Linked DNA regions of Mus musculus: region 1 is linked to region 2. Evidence: chromatin contacts called from ENCODE POLR2A ChIA-PET data. All regions are on one chromosome and are shown on one strand. The core of a region is the stretch at or near the end of the contact, and the rest is flanking DNA. Distances in the headings are between cores, read along the strand shown.

Region 1 (4,098 bases), core at 373-2,872, 210 kb before region 2:
CTTGATGCTTAAGAGATCCAAGGCAGCGGGAGTAAACTAAGAACAGGTTGTCCTGGAATTGTTTCTTCCTGCTTTTGAAAGTTGATTTCCAGGAAGCCTGAATAGGATTTGCCCACTAAGGAACGGGCCTGGTCACAGCTGACCCGGCATCCAACAGCATCTTTGTCAGAGGTGGAGCAGAAACCTACCTTCAATGACTCTGCTAATTAAGGCTGTTCTGGAGAAAGTAAGAGCGCTAGTTATTCTCCAGCCTCTGAGCCTGCTCCCTGCTCCGATAGCATCAGCGAGATGTGTGCTACTGTCATCAGAATAAACACCCTGCTGGGCAGGGGAGGGCCCTCCTAGCCAGAACAACAGGCTTTGTTTCCAGAATTGAGCCCTTTCTCTTTCGAAGTCTCACCTCCCACTCCCTGCCCAGACATGCACCAGTGCTCTTATTTACTTAAGGTGCAACTTTCCCACACGCCATTTGCATAGTCTCCCAGCCCAGTTCCTTCTCTCTGCCTTGAAAGAAAATCAAAACAGAACCTTCCAGCTAAGGAAGTTCAGGTTGAGTCCTGCTCCCGAAATAGTTGCATTACAAGTTACCTGTAAGTTGTCTTTTGGGTTATGTATTACATGAGCTTTGTTGTTGTTGTTGTTGTTGTTGTTGACTCACCCACAGGAGAAAACTTCACTGATTTTGTTGGTCTCAGGTGGACTTGGGTTGTCCCTTACTGGGTGTACAGACTGGTTTCGTGCCAGCCTGACAATAATATCAAACTTAATTATGAATCATCATCTCCAGAACGTCAGCTTCTCATGGGGCTGCTAATCATCTATCATTACCCCGGGATAACGTGGTAGATGCCTCTGTTAGGGTCAGGATTTTTATTTGTTCTTGTTTGAAGTCATCCATGGCCTCCTATGGTTGCTTTTTTAGGCTTGGGCATTGAGCCTTCATTAATTAGGAGGTTGGTTGGGTCCTCAGCCGTCCGGCTTGGTTTTATTAGGCAAACTGAAGACGTGTAGTGACGCTTCACTTGGGACAACGCGGGAGGACAGAGGATTGTGGTCCCATCAGTTACCTCATGTCTTCTAAGCTAAGAATATTGATCTGACAGAATGGCTTCCCACCCTCCTACCTCCCACTGACTTGGGTGTCTGCCTCTGAAGAGAATGGTTCCCATCTAGTGGCATACTCTGTCCTTAGATCAGTCTTTTCAATAGTCATTTGTCATTTAAACTGATGGTCTAGTTTAGAGATGCCAGACTCCTGTGTCTGATTAACTTTTAAGCCCCACATTCTAGTGGTTGTCTGTCGGTGTTTGGGTGTAGATAGAGGTTAGGAAGTAGTCAGGATTCTCAAGGGTTCAGTGGCTTCTCAGCCTGGGTGATTAGCTAATAGCTAGATTTCTATAATTTTCCCATGACCAGGATTTGCTCCTTTGCCTCCAGCTCTCTGGAACTGAAAGCAAAGTTCCTCCCCTCCCCCTCCGCCCCCGCCCCCCGCTCCCCGCCCCCCAAGAGTCACAGCAGAGAAGTTCACAGGGCTTTGGATCTGATCCTGCATTTCCCTAGGCCCTGCTCTGGGCTGATTCTGCAGGCCCAACATCTGCTCCATCTTCACTCTGTTATCAGCATGCCGGTGGGTGGCTGGGCCCTGCCTTTCCAAGAGGGCCCTTTGTTAAAGCTTGATTTTGAGAGGGAGGTTCAAATTGCAGAGGGCTTGAAACTAACTTAAGGGGAAAGTGGTTTTGAGACCTTGCCCTGTCCCACCCCAGGTGAAGGTTCATGTTTGTGGTTTTGTTTGGGCATCAGACATTCCATCTGACCTCAAAAGAAGTCTTGAACTCTTAGAAAGGAGACCCAGCTCCCTCAAAGCTAGACAAATCAAGCTTGGCCCCTCTCTTCTGACCCCCCCCCTCTTTTTTTCTAAAGTGAAAAATAACTATAAATCAGCATGCCTGGCTTGGGTAATGGGTCATAAATTATATATGAATTGGTTCCCAGTGTTGCCGTTCCCCGTTCCCCTCTCTCCTTCCTACAGAGATTGGTTTAGAGATCCAGGGCTCTGTAAGGAGGCCATTCTCCTTCCCATTTGAGTCTACAAAACCAGCGAGGTGCTACCCTGGCACCCTGTGGCCCTGAATCCTGTGCACTCTGAGCAGAGTGGGGCTTCATGTGCATTGTTGCAGAGCTGCACAGCTGGTGTCACCAGAGGCTCCTTCCCTTGTATGGTCTGTCCTGATGAGGACTTGGGATTGATTTATTCCCATCCCCACCCCTTGGTTCAATTCCTGAGAGACTGAGAAGAGAATGGCTTTGTGCAGGGCACCCCATGCTGGCCGCTCCCTGGATAGCTCTTCTTTTGTCAGGGTATGCTGAGAGGACACACTTTGGGCCAACTGTGAGGTTACTCATACAGAACCCTGTGAAAGTCTGAAAAATCTGCCATCCTGTCCTTTTCAGGGGGCAAAACCCAGAAATAGCTGTGTGTTGTAACTATGTGCATCCCCGGCTGTTTGTCTGCAGGTGCCAGTACGGTTGGCAGGGCCTGTACTGCGACAAGTGCATCCCGCACCCAGGATGTGTCCACGGCACCTGCAATGAACCCTGGCAGTGCCTCTGTGAGACCAACTGGGGTGGACAGCTCTGTGACAAAGGTATGACCATTGTGAAGCCTTGGGGGGTGGCATGAGGGCTTAGTGGGCGGGAACTGAGGTTATGGGACAGGTTATGTATGTGAACAGACACCGTGACCAAGGCAACTCTAATAAGGACAACATTTCATGGGGGCTGGCTTACAGGTTCAGAGGTTCAGTCCATTATCACCAAGGTGGGAGCATAGCAGCATCCAGGCAGGCATGGCACAGGAGAAGCTGAGAGTTCTAAATCTTCATCTGAAGGCTGCTAGCAAAGTACTGTCTTCCAGGCAGCTAGGGTGAGGGTCTTAAAGCCCACGCCCACCAGTGACACACCCTCTAATAGTGCCATTCTCTGGGCCAAGCATATGCAAACCGTCACAAACAGTAATAGCCACTCTGTATTTTTGGTGTTGCTGGGGCAACCCAGGTCCTCTGAGATGTTAGTGCTCAGCTGTAGCCACACCCCTGGCCCTGTTTAAGTTGTTATAGGGGCTCTTATTAGGAATGTGTTTCAATTTGCCTTTAAAGTTGGTTTATTTGGGGATAAGCCATATTTTTTTAAAATGGCATGGCCTAGAACTGGGATCAATTAGGAGTTTTTTTCCCTAACTTTGGTTTTTTTTTTTTTTTTTTTTTTTTGGCAGATCTGAATTACTGTGGGACTCATCAGCCCTGTCTCAACCGGGGAACATGTAGCAACACTGGGCCTGACAAATACCAGTGCTCCTGCCCAGAGGGCTACTCGGGCCCCAACTGTGAAATTGGTAAGTGGCCGAGCTGGGAGGGGGAGGGGTCCCTTTGCGTTTGTGTCCTGCACATCCAGTTTCAAAACCAAATAGGTTTTTGTTTGTTTGTTTGTTTGTTTTGATTCACTTTTTTTTTTAAAAAAAGACACAAAATTGGGTGGGTAGAAAAGGGGTGTTGGCTGTGATAGGATTTGGGGGGAGGAGTGAATATGATCAAAAGTATATTGTAGGAAATTCTTAAAATATTTAAAAATTTGGAGCTGGAAAGTGGTAGCTTAAGGTCACAGGTGGATGATCACCAAAGGATCCAAGGATGTTTTTGTAGCTAAATTCAGTGACGCAGTGAAGAGGTGCAGGACAGAGCTAGACAAGTGGTGAGAAGACGCTAGATTATCCTATTTAAATCACTACAGATGGCATTATTTTGATATGGCCTTCATAATATTCATGGAGAAACATGATACGTGAGTGTGAGTGTGTGTGTGTATGTATGTGAGAGACAGACAGACAGACAGATGGAGAGAGAGAGAGACTATACACTGAACTCACTTGTGAAAAAGAAGAAAACCGCTTCAAAGTTGAGACTGGTTATCCCAGACCTTCTGTGAACCTATGAAATCCCCAACACTTTGTGTTGAGTAGGTTGCAGGCTTTTAAATGAACCGGAGTTCTAAAAAGGTATTGAAATCTGCCTTGAGCCAGCTTAGTTGGAGAGTGTCTTCCCT
Region 2 (3,749 bases), core at 1,024-3,523:
ATGTACAGTCAGGGAAGACGTTTCAGAACTGATTTTTTTACCCATCCACACTACATCACTACCCTTAGTAGCACTGTAAAAATTGCAAACAAGCAATATTTCAGTGTAATAATGTTTTCCTACATACTCATAAAACATGAATATCCACAATGGAAACATTCATGTGAGACTCAGTAAAACAAATGGTGTTCATTCTTCTTTCCCACTTAGACTAAGGAAAAGACATATATGGCAAAGTAACAATTACTGGGAAGCTGGTTGACAAGGTAACCAGTCACTGGGACATTGGTTCAACACCCACCCAACCTAATACTCCTCCCTGTCTCCATGGTATTTTAAGTAAAGCCAAGAGGGAAGGTGAAAACCAATCTTACGCCTAACAGCATGAAAACCATGTCTCAAATACCTTAGTGTCATCTATATTCCACATAGTCTCCATTTCTATCTGCAACTGGTCTGAAGTCTGGTTTAGAAGCTTCCCAGGTGACTGTCATGGGCAGCCAAGGTTGAGAACTACTGATTTTCTTTTCTCATACAAGAAGACACAGAAGAAAGCCTGGTGCTACAAAAAGCTAAGGTAAGCCACAGTCCAAAGTTTCCAAGTCACTATTATACTGTGCCCAAGTGCAGCTTCTACTCATTCCAAGAAACATGCTCCCAGAAGATGCTGGGATGGCTGGTCGATGATTACACTGAGCAACAAGGCCATGCTACCTGGACTATTAGCCTTACAATTATGGCTATATACAGTATCCAAGAAATACGAGAAGTGAGAACATGAAGTTGCTTGTCCAGCAGTGCTAAAAAAAAAAACATTAGAACATTATGTTCCTGGTCCCAGCTTTGGATATATCAAAGCAAGTGGATGAAAAGGAGGTTTCGTTTTGTTTTGTTTTGAAGTTTACTTCTATATTTTATAGCACAAAACTAGCTAAGTATTCAACAAATTCAATGAATGAATGAATGAATGGGAAGAATATACAAACACAGCTGATCACATTTTAAAGTCCTCTGGGAGCTATATTCACCTCTATAGATGCAGAAAGCCATACAATTAATGATCAAATTTGCTGTTCCATCCATTTTGCTTTGTTATTCTACGGAAATTCCCTCAACGTTATTGTCCCTTTAAATCTCAGTCTTCCTGAACAGTGGTGTTTAACAATTCTAATGGAAAGAGAAGGAATACCTAAGAGAAAAATTGTGTTAAGTCCCAAAATCCAAAACAAAAATACGTATTGGTATAAGATGGCCAAACAGTTCGGTCCAACTGAGGGAAGAGCTGGGTTATCCGAACGAAGTATCACACGCTCTTACCTACGATGGTGGCGGGAGGTGGGTTCGGGCTGTAATGCTTTGTTACTGTCCGGGGTCACTGGTGGACTAGTATAGTACCTGAACGGGAAAACTCAGACTAAAAAGGCGGCAGACCAAGCTTCAGCAGCTTTGGCTTACTTCCCGTTTCCCAGCGTCCCCTCGCACGTTAGAGAATGCAACCAGCGCCCAAACACAAGATGGCATTATCGACTTCATTCGGTTGGAAGCCACTGCCAGCACCTACGATGGCGCCCGAAGCCCTGGCTAAGGTAATGGGATAGCCGGAAAGAACTGCCCAAACGAAAAATGGCTTCTGTCGATGATATCAACGCTTTATGGAGACCAAAATAAAAATGGCGGCCAAAGCGGATTTTTTTTTTTTTTTTAAGAGGTTGGAAAAGCCACAAATACAATTGGCAGATAATGTATCACTGTACGTCAACGATATGTACTGATGGACAACAACAACAAAAGCCGTGTTTTTCGTATCACAAAACTATAGGGCAAGAGTAGAAAATATTTTTAATGAGGAAGATTAAAAGATACGTTGAAAAATAAAGGTGCCTTTCACGGTGCCAGAGAAAAGCGAAATAAAATATGTTTAAACATAATTTCATAATGCTTCGGGTGGTTCAAAAGAATAAAAGACTTATCTCTGAAGAAAAAAAAAAGAAAGGCAAAGCCAAGGAAATTAACCAACCGGATCCGGCACTGAATTGAAGACTCCCGACTTCTGCCAACCCCGCTCCTAGACTGGGCGGAAGTTTCCTGCATGGCGACAGGCTCTGTCTGCGCATGTTCGCTCTCTGACGTCACTCGGACCGGCAGGGCGGAGCCAGTTTCTACAGCTTAGGGCGTCCTGAGAGAGGTGGGAATTGACAACTGAGTGACAGGGCAAGGCGCCTTGTGATTGGTCAGAACAGAGGAAACGCCACCTAGGACTGGTAACAGCTTCATTCGTTCTACAAATACCTTTCGAGAGAGCAGAGAGCCGCACGCTCTGCCACCTTCTTGGTGCTGTGATGTGATGTGATGTGACCTTTCAATTTTGGTAGCGCGCACAGACAGAATACACGTCTGCCCGTAAGATTTCCGGTGACGGCCGCAGCTTTCCTTTGCGGGAGCTTCACGCAAACCCCGGAAGAGGGGCGGGGGAAGGAGGGGTGGTGCGCGTGAGCATAGAGTTGCGCATGCGCCTTCTTGCCGCGCAGGGCAAAGGTGGTGGCGCTCCGCTGCGTGGTTGGTTGCTGTGCAAGCGCGATTTCTGGTTTCTGGTGGTGAAGGTGGCCTGACCTAGAGGTGCAGCTGCTGGTGGGCAGGTGAGAGGGGCCAGGCCGCTGGTGGAGAAGCCAGCCTGCGGCCTCACCGCGTCCCCGCACGGAAAGGTCGCGAGTGGTTGGGACAAGGGTATTTGGGGGCGGGGATACAGAGGCACCTGGCTACCGGATTGGCCCAAGGACAGCTTTCAAAGTAGCTTCAGAGCGGGGCGGTGGTGGTGCACGCCTTTAATCCCAGCACTTGGGAGGCAGAGGCAGGCGGATTTCTGAGTTGGAGGCCAGCCTGGTCTACACAGTGAGTTCCAGGACAGTCAGAGCTACACAGAGAAACCCTGTCTCGGAAAACAAACAAACTAAACAAAACAACAACAATAAAAACAAAGTAGCTTCAGGATGTGACTATCTGATGATGGATCAGTGTGGGTGAGGAGGAGTGACCAATATCAGGTAGAGTTTGAATAGAGCTTCCTCAAACTCACATGCACAAGAATTGTAACTGAAATGACAGACCCATAATGCCACAGGAACTGGAAATACCTTTAAAATGCACGTTATTTACAGTTGCTGGCATCTTGAGAAAGCAATAAGTTGACACGTTGGGGGAAATGAACAGCCTAAACTACTCAAGGCAAGCAAAAAGACAGTTGTCATTCTGGAGTTTTACTCTCGGGTTGTTAGCCAGTTTCTGAGATTTACATATCTCTCATCATTTCTTGCTTTTTCCCCTTATTCTCTGAACATGACCCAGGCACCTCAGTGGACACAGAGTCTGGTTAGTGTCTGTTGATATCAAACATGCACAACCTGCCATGGAGAGATTACCCCAAATAAGCAACTATGTATAGTTTGGATGTGAGGTGGTCTGGAGGTTTTTCGTTATTGTTATTTACTGGTTTCTAATTAATTTTCTGAAGATAACTAATTTGTAATAGAAGTTAAAGTTGATTGTCATGTTTGCTCAAAATTTCTGGTATTGCCTAACACCTCTGTATATGTAGATTAGGTATCCAGAAGTTCACACATCTGATCACTTGCCAACTCTTTATTAACTGTCCTCAGACAAACATAAGTGCCATCCATTCTGTCTTTGCAGCTTTTCTGTGCTGTAAAAGTTTTCTTATTTCCTTCATTGCTTACCTGGCTTCCACACTTTCA

Evidence for each region. ChIA-PET counts read pairs that join two places held with the same protein, here RNA polymerase II (POLR2A).
Region 1: POLR2A ChIA-PET joins it to region 2 with 10 read pairs in embryonic stem cell. The contact joins the enhancer-like site here to the promoter of Mkks in region 2. POLR2A ChIA-PET finds 5 or more read pairs at or near these places in 2 of 5 experiments (Patski and embryonic stem cell).

The regions. Positions count from the first base shown.
Region 1 is chr2:137,094,740-137,098,837 of GRCm38, reverse strand. Jag1 (jagged 1) reads left to right here. Exons shown (of 26, transcript NM_013822.5): 6 at 2,515-2,645; 7 at 3,272-3,391. Among named protein-coding and RNA genes, the nearest start is that of Jag1, 20 kb to the left of the region's middle. Within about 2 kb of position 1,622, at least 1 of the 3 ENCODE cell types and tissues checked has a DNase peak (open chromatin) inside an H3K27ac peak, as active enhancers do.
Region 2 is chr2:136,889,930-136,893,678 of GRCm38, reverse strand. Mkks (McKusick-Kaufman syndrome) reads left to right here and starts at 2,273. Exons shown (of 6, transcript NM_021527.2): 1 at 2,273-2,636. It overlaps Slx4ip (SLX4 interacting protein), which reads right to left and starts at 1,511. Exons shown (of 8, transcript NM_028834.3): 1 at 1,318-1,511.